Linked DNA regions of Mus musculus: region 1 is linked to region 2. Evidence: chromatin loops called from intact Hi-C (ENCODE). Cell type or tissue: left cerebral cortex. All regions are shown on one strand.

The links. A loop is a pair of places that touch in the nucleus more often than their neighbours do. Peaks named below come from ENCODE experiments on the same cell type or tissue, not always from the same donor. Only the 100,000 strongest peaks of a DNase experiment are listed, where the experiment ranks them.
Region 1: it touches region 2 in a loop (2.4-fold over the local background); 5 of 42 quality-filtered maps call a loop at or near these places.

What each region holds. Positions count from the first base shown.
Region 1 is chr17:56,806,475-56,810,474 of GRCm38, forward strand. It overlaps Rfx2 (regulatory factor X, 2 (influences HLA class II expression)), which reads right to left. Exons shown (of 17, transcript NM_009056.2): 2 at 1,760-1,851. The coding sequence starts at 1,843. Among named protein-coding and RNA genes, the nearest start is that of Gm41604, 15 kb to the left of the region's middle. In left cerebral cortex, a CTCF peak has its summit at 2,229 (motif pointing right); DNase peaks (open chromatin) are centred at 2,234 and 3,943.
Region 2 is chr17:56,995,190-56,999,189 of GRCm38, forward strand. It overlaps Clpp (caseinolytic mitochondrial matrix peptidase proteolytic subunit), which reads left to right. Exons shown (of 6, transcript NM_017393.2): 6 at 689-1,182. The coding sequence ends at 858. Alkbh7 (alkB homolog 7) reads left to right here and starts at 2,150. Exons shown (of 4, transcript NM_025538.3): 1 at 2,150-2,378; 2 at 3,200-3,373; 3 at 3,482-3,606; 4 at 3,741-4,000. The coding sequence starts at 2,175. The coding sequence ends at 3,903. In left cerebral cortex, a CTCF peak has its summit at 1,941; DNase peaks (open chromatin) are centred at 2,103 and 2,654; H3K4me3 peaks cover 1,387 bases; H3K27ac peaks cover 1,279 bases.

The DNA of each region.
Region 1 (4,000 bases), 190 kb before region 2:
CAGGAAGGGCTATGCGCACATGGCTCTAGGTAAGAGGCCTTGCTGCACAGCATGAAGATGTGAGCTCGAATCCCAGCACCCACACAGAAAGCCAGGTGTGGCTACAAGCTCCTATGATCCCAGTGTACAGGAGGCAGGGACAACAGGACCTCTGAGGCTTGCTGGCCACCAGGCCAGCTATAGTCAAAGCCGCCGCTTCAGGACAATAAGGTGGAGAGGGACAGAGGCCTCCATCACCTTCACCTGGTAGCCTGTGTCCACACCCAGCACATCCCCTCCACTATTGTGGCACACACCTCCAATACCAGCACTCGGGAAGCCGAGGCAGGAGAGTAGTTGAGAACTTGAAGAAAGAGTGCATTACAGAGTGAGGGCTGTAGTTTGCAGGGCATTTTCAGCATTGCAGAAACTGCCCTCAGGCACCATCAGCCGTGGTCTCAAACAACAAGAGCAAAACAAAAACAAACAAACACACACACACACACACACACACATCCCCTGAAACACTAGGGGTTGGGTTGGATGTGATGATAAATAGCTGTAATCCCAGGATTCAGGGTGGAAGAAGGGGTGAGGCTGAGGCAGGGGGATTGCTGACAGTTCCAGGTCAGCCTTGAGTTACATAGTGAGACCTTGTTTCAACAGATCAGCAGAACAAAAGCAGAGGCACAGAGTTGCTAACACTGAGAGTGTGATGGGGCAGCTCGATCTGGGCAGTGGAGGGTCACGACATCAGAAAGCATGTAAGGAGCTGGAGGGGTGTGGACGAGGTGAGCAGCTTTGTGATGGAGCCCTTTTCTGACACGTGTAAAGGCACTGGGTTCATCACCAGCATTTCAGGAGAAACAAAGGGCAGCATCTGAAGGTAACTGCCTATCTATTGTTAATTTCCCCTCCTTTGGCTCTCTGAAAAAATAAGTTAGTATGTGTCCTATGCCTGTGTCCCTGACCTTTCAGTTTGCCTGGCATGCCCATGTGTCCTGCCCCACACTTTACTCTGAAGGCTGGTGTGCTCATGGCTACAGAAAACAGTGGTGGACGTCTCTCAAGAATGAATCTGGGCTGGGTGGGAAGCACATTCAAGACCCCGGGCTCCATTTCTAATATGAGGTAGGGGGAGAAGGAGATGGAGGAGGAGATGGGTAGGGGATGGAGGAGATGGAGGAGAAGATGGGGAGGGGATGGAGGAGATGGAGGAGGAGATGGGTAGGGGATGGAGGAGATGGAGGAGGAGATGGGTAGGGGATGGAGGAGATGGAGGAGAAGATGGGGAGGGGATGGAGGAGATGGAGGAGGAGGAAATGGAGGAGATGGAGGAGAAGATGGGGAGGAGATGGAGGAGATGGAGGAGGAAATGGAGGAGATGGGGGAGAAGATGGAGAGGGGATGGAGGAGATGGAGGAGGAGGAGGAAATGGAGGAGATGGGGGAGAAGATGGAGAGGGGATGGAGGAGATGGAGAAGGAGGAGGAAATGGAGGAGATGGGGGAGGAAATGGAGGAGATGGGGGAGGAGGAAATGGAGGAGATGGGGGAGGAGGAAATGGAGGAGATGGAGGAGGAGGAGGGTTGAATGGAGCTTTGGGGAGCATCCTAAGATTTCTCTCTACTTTGAATTTTTCAGTTATTTTTCCTTAGGCACAGAAGCTCTCCAGAGCGAGAGCCAGTTGACTGGTGGGGTGTGTTCTCTCCTCATCTGTGTCATGGTTCTTTGGTGGCACTTTTCAAAGAGTGCCGGGATGGCAGGGCGGGCACAGTCACCTGTGGGGAGGCTGGCATGGGCTGGGCTGCAGGACGCAGAGCCACTGACGCTGGCGAATCTGCTCCTCCCTCGGAGTTCTGCATGCTGGGATCTAGAGCAGAGAGAGTGGTGGTGAGGTGTCGGGGGGTCACACACCTGCAGCCCATGGCCCTGAAGCTGAGCAGCCATGATCACTGATGGCGGCAGGGGGCAGCTCCAAGAAGAAAGCGACCACTGCACCAACAGTGACCACCCAGGTTCAAATCCACAGAACCCATGTAAAAAGCAGGCTTGGTGTTTGTGCCTATAGCCCCAGAAGCGGAGAGGGGCAGGAGGACCCCGGTCTCAGATTCAGTCAATAAGCTCCTGTCTCAACAGTCACTGGAGACAGCCTATGACATAGAGTGCCCACAGGAAGAGGGGATGAATCCCTGTTTGGTGACACTGGGTTCTGCACCCGCCTGTGCTGCCCCATTGGTGATCACTAGATGGAGCCAGAACCACGCAGTACAGTGATGCGCGTCAGTGTAGCGGTTTCCAGAGGGAAGGCACTTGGAGTGGCTCAGGACACAAGCGGAGGGAGGCAGGAGCGTAAGGAGTTCAAGATGAGGAGTCTAAAGCCAGCCTGGGCTACAAACATAAAACAAAAAGTATTCTGTAAGAAAAATCTTTTGTGTATACACACACTGGAATGAGTAACTAAGCTGATGAATGAATAAATCAAATTCAGTGTTTTAATCCGACAGAGGGGAGGACGGCTCAGTCAGCAAAGAGTCCTTCAAAGGCTCAAGGACCTCTCAGTTCTGAGCCCAGAACCCAGTAAGAATCTTGGAGTCTCAGTGACTGTGAGATGGGAGGTGGAGATGGGGCAGGGGGAGTGTTCCTGGAGTTCATGGGCCAGCCTGGGCCACAAGGTGAGTTTCAGGGCAGCCTGGACTACTGAGTGAGGGAGGCTCTGTATGAAACAAAACTTGTCACCAAAGACTCACAAGAATGTCTGAAATGAACAAATCTAGTAACACCCAGTTGCTTCCATTCCATTCCGTGTCTGAACAATGGACACCTCATTCATACAAAGAGACAGACAGACAGACAGACAGACAGACAGACAGACAGAAACACACACATACACACATACACACACACACACACACACTAGGTGTGGTTGATCATGTCTTTGGTCCCAGTACTAAGATGGGCTGGGGTGGCCCAGGTCTCAGGTGGGAGAGATGATAACAGCCAGTGATGGCTGGTGGGTTTGTTGTTGGTACTGCTGCATGGTGCATGAGGTTTCCATGAGGGAAGTTCAGTGGGCCCACAGGTACTAGCCCTGAGGGACACGTGGAACATGTCCCCTGCCCAGGCTGGGTCTCTCTGTCCCTGTACTCAGCATGGGAGTCCTCTGTGGCTACTGAGTCCTCACAGTATGCACCACCCTCCTCACTCAGGAGCTGCCCAGGTTGTGGGATCAACTGTCAAGGAGCCCAGAGCTGAAGTTCAAGTGTGCCCTCCTCTCCTCATTCCACCTGAACCTCGGGATGACACTAGTGGCTGGCAAGCCAGAGAGAAGCTGGGATGTATCTGAGTCAAGTGAAAAAGTTAAAGGTTGTCATTCAATAAGGGAAGGCCACAGATGTCAAACTGAGGTTGATAAGCTACAGTTAGGTGTGTCGAATGTGTGTGTACGTATATGTGCATGCATTTGCTGCATGGGTGAATGTGTGTGTGTGTGCTTGTGCATTCTGGTGTGTACTGGCTGGAAGGACTGCAATAGCAATGGTGTGGCTGAGCTTGCTGGGCACGGGAGTCTTGCTCACTGGCCCTCTGCTTCTCTGCTTGGTTCTTTGCCTCTCCTGAGTTCTCTCCTGGGGGGACCTGGCTTTCTCTACCTGTCCTCACCTGATTTCCTCCCCTATGGGGGTCTCAGGAACCTGAGAGCACTCTGTCATCCTGCCTCTCTGAGCCTGGCTCATGGTTCCCTGGTGACCCAGCTCTACCACATACTGCCAGTCAATGGTCCAAAAGAAGGCCTCAAGTCTCCCCAAGACCAGCCTCTAATCCAGTCTGTGCATTTGACCTTGAACTTGACAGAGTGCCCAAGTGGAGTTGCTGGATGGCAGATTGCAGTGGCCAGTCTCCTGCTGTCTCCAAGGACTCCAAGAGGCAGGCACAGGCTGCAGTGCGCTGGGGTCTGGCCTGGCGCCAGGTGGATCTGCTGGGGAAGCGCCCTTTGTTTACAGGGGGAAAAAAAAATCTTGGGT
Region 2 (4,000 bases):
TTACAGTAGTCGGTAAAAATTGAATTGGTGTGGTGTAAGCACTGCAGACCTCTCATCCCGGCACTTGGCCAGCACAGATGGGGGAATCAGGAGTTGAAGGTCGTCCCTTCGAGGCTAGCCCGGGCTGCATGTGATCCTGTCTGGAAAAAAAAAAAAAAGCAAAAACAAAACCCTGTTTTTTACTACGGAGGAGATTGAATCACAGAGAGGTTCCCCAGCCCCATGGGAAAGATTGTCAGAGTAAGTGTATCTTATGAAACTTGGGAGCTGGAAGAAAACATCATGGGCTGGAAGCTAAAATGCTAGGAGTGTCTAATCTCAGTCCTGGAAGCAGGAAGGCCAGGAATAGCCAGGGCCTGGAAGGTGACATTTTTGTGTTGCTATCAATTCCTGATGCTAATGGCTTCTACACCTTTGGTTTCCTGGAATTGCTGGTGCTCCTAGGTATGAAGCCTGGGCTCTTAGGAAAGTGTTCAGCCAACAGAGCTCCTCCTTTTTTTCTTTGAAGACATTATCTTAGTTTGTAGCCCTTTTACTTTTGCCTCTCTTCATAAGAGCATAGATCCCATGGTAGGGGGTCCCTCACAACTCCATAAATCATCTCACGACTGGTAAGGGCTTCAACCTAGGAATTTGGGGAAAAACAGCCCAGGCCTCTACTCCTACCCACATATACTGCTTTCCCTAGAGTCAGCAATGGAGAGGGACCGCTACATGAGCCCCATGGAGGCCCAAGAGTTTGGCATCTTGGACAAGGTCTTGGTCCACCCACCTCAGGACGGGGAGGATGAGCCAGAACTGGTACAGAAGGAGACTGCCACAGCGCCGACGGATCCTCCTGCCCCGACAAGCACCTAAGGAGTGGAGACCAGACTGAAACTTCCTCTGCTGGGCCCAAGAACAACCCCTAGAGGAGATGTGGATTGAGGTTGCCCTCAGAGCAGGGCAGACTGCCTGAGACACTGTGATTTAAATTAAATCTTTGTAGTCTTTGTCCCATGTCTGAAGCACCTTCCATTACTTCTCCAAGACAGCAGGCCTCCTTCACCTTGACAAACCACTTCAGTAAGCAAACCCTGGCTCTCCTGGAACTAAACCAATCTAGCCTCAGACTCAGGTACCCACCTGCCTCACCTCCTGAGTGCTAGGATTAAAGGTGTACACCACCACACCTGACTTCAACAGACTTAAGCCATATACTACCCCAAAGTCAGTGGGTAGAAATATGATTTCATACATCTTTGGTTATGTGTGGGTTTGTGCATGGTGAGTGCAGTACCCATGGCCAGAAGAGGATGTTGGGTCCCCTGGGGCTTCCCTGTGGGTGCTGGGACTTAAGAGTACATTCTTACCTGCCGATCCTGGGCTTGGCCCCTTAGAGAGTTAAGAGTTAGGGTGGAGGGTCTACCAGAATCTACCACCAACTTTGGGTTGATCCTCAGACCCATGAGACCTGACACTGGTGACTCACCAGGTGACAAAGTCCTGGCATTTTGTTGCAGGCTCCAAAAGCCAGCTGAAGCCAGAGAGAATGTCAGGACATGTTTATGGAGTTTTACTAGAACTAGAAGCAGAGGATCCCAGTTTATGGGATGGAGGCAGGTGCCACATGACCCTATGGAGGTCAGAGGGTCGCAAATGCAGGAGTTGCTTTTTCTGCTTGCACCATGTTTGGGGGTCCTGAGGTCAAACCAAAGACTCTTAGCAAGTGCTGAGCCATTTTCCTAGGCCCAGTTTATTAGTGTGGAAGGAAGTAGACTCTTTTTAGATTTAACACAAAACATTTGAGGTGGGGGTTGTATTATTTGGTCTTATTTGTTTGGATGTCCTATTTTGTGGGCAACATCTGAAATTCAGGTTAGCCTCAAACTCAAGGGCTGACCTTGGAGTTAGTTATCCTCCTTTCTCCACCAGGGTGTGCTGTTTGACAAGCGCTAAATTTGCGCTAGGCTGATTGAACTTCTAACCTTGGCTTTGCCCCCACGTGACCTCCAGCCTCCGTTCGCCCTAGTTCTGCACCTACTGCTTGAGACCTTGCTCAGGGCCGAGAGGCGGGACAAGCGGTAGACTGACTTAAAGCACAGCTAATAGAGCCAGTAGCTGATGGGCGTGGTGCGGTGTCAGCCAATAGCTTGCGGGGGTGTGGCTCAGCCTGCTGTGGTCAATCCCTGAAGATGGCGGGCAGCAGGAGGCTAGCGATGCGGTTGCTTTCTGGGTGCGCCTGGGTGCGCGGCTCAGACTCTGCCGTGCTGGGCCGCCTGCGTGATGAGGCCGTGGTGCATCCAGGCTTCCTGAGCCAGGAGGAGGAGGACACGCTAACACGCGAACTGGAGCCCCAGCTGCGGCGCCGGCGCTACGAGTACGACCACTGGGACGCGGTGAGTGGGCGGAGCGGCGAGCTAAGGGGACGCCCACTGGGACATAGTGAGGGGGCGGGGTCCTCGGAGGGGTAGAGTGAAGAGCTAGGCTTGCTTGGCCAGGTTGGGGACAGTGTGTTTTGGGCAGTCCCCGATGTAGGTTCGGGTGGGACCAAGTTTCTCTGGTGTGGGACATGGCGGGTGCTGGGCAATTCGATGAGTGACAGTTGGTCAGGAGGTCTTGTGGGAATGGGGCTGATCTTGATGCCAGAGCTGAGTCCAGGGGAAGGCCTGCTGCTGCGGGCTTGTGGATGGTACTTAGAGCAGGGGAAGGGACCAGAGCCGGAGAAGGTGAACTGGCAACGTTGAGCTCAGAGCAGCGCAGTATTACAGTGGGGGCAAATCACTGCTGGGCTTTACTAAGAACAGGGGCTGTAGTGTGGGGCTGGGCCTGGAATCAGAAGGGAGGGTTTTGGTGGGCACCAAGGAATGCGTAGTGAGGACAAAGATGTCACTTCAGACATGAAGTTCTGGAACACTTCAGGGGCATTGGTGACAAGATTAGAAATAAAAAGCAGACTTGGGAGAGGGAGTGCCAGCAGTTGGGAGTTTCACTAGGGACTTGAGTGGGATCAAATAGAGACAGGAGACCGAGATACTGAATATTAGGGTGGCCAGCACCAGGGACCACTGGGAAACGAAACGTGAAGACCAGATGCGTGGTTGAAACCTCACTGATAATGAGCTAAAGTTGGAAAGACTGCCTGCCCTGTACTGCACCCCTCGGTACCTCATTTTCCTGTCCTGGGAGTTCCCAGTTATGACTTGAGCTCTCTATTCAGGCCATCCATGGCTTCAGGGAGACAGAGAAATCCTGCTGGTCTGATGCAAGCCAGGTCATCCTGCAGCGGGTTCGGGCGGCTGCATTTGGTCCTGACCAGAGCCTGCTATCCCCAGTACATGTGTTGGACCTGGAACCTCGGGGCTACATCAAGCCTCATGTTGACAGTGTCAAGGTGGGCAGAAGGCATTCCATCAGAACTCCTAGCTAGGTTGTCGGTGGACAGGGGGGCAGAACTAAGCCTGACACCCCAATATACACAGCATACATACCCCTTTTCCAGTTCTGTGGATCTACCATTGCTGGCCTTTCCCTGTTGTCTCCAAGTGTTATGAAGCTGGTGCATACACAGGAACCTGAGCAGTGGCTGGAACTGTTGCTGGAGCCAGGGTCTCTCTATATCTTAAGGTACGACGTAACCCAAAGTCCTCAGGTGAGGCCGAGGGTTTCTAACAGTCACCACCACCACTCAGAAAAAGTATAGAAATGCTGAAGGGACAGTCTTCCCTCCATCCACCCACTCAGCTTCTCTCTTCTTGCAGGGGTTCAGCCCGATATGACTTCTCCCATGAGATCCTTAGAGATGAAGAATCATTTTTTGGGGAGCACCGGGTTCCCCGGGGCCGACGCATCTCAGTGATTTGCCGCTCCCTCCCTGAGGGGATGGGGCCAGGAAGGCCAGAAGAGCCACCTCCAGCCTGCTGACCTCCCACATATCCTCCATATTTGTGAATAAAGTAGGGAAAATGCTGTCATGGGATCTTCAAATGACCGTCTGCCAGGGCTGGGGCTCTTAAGAGAC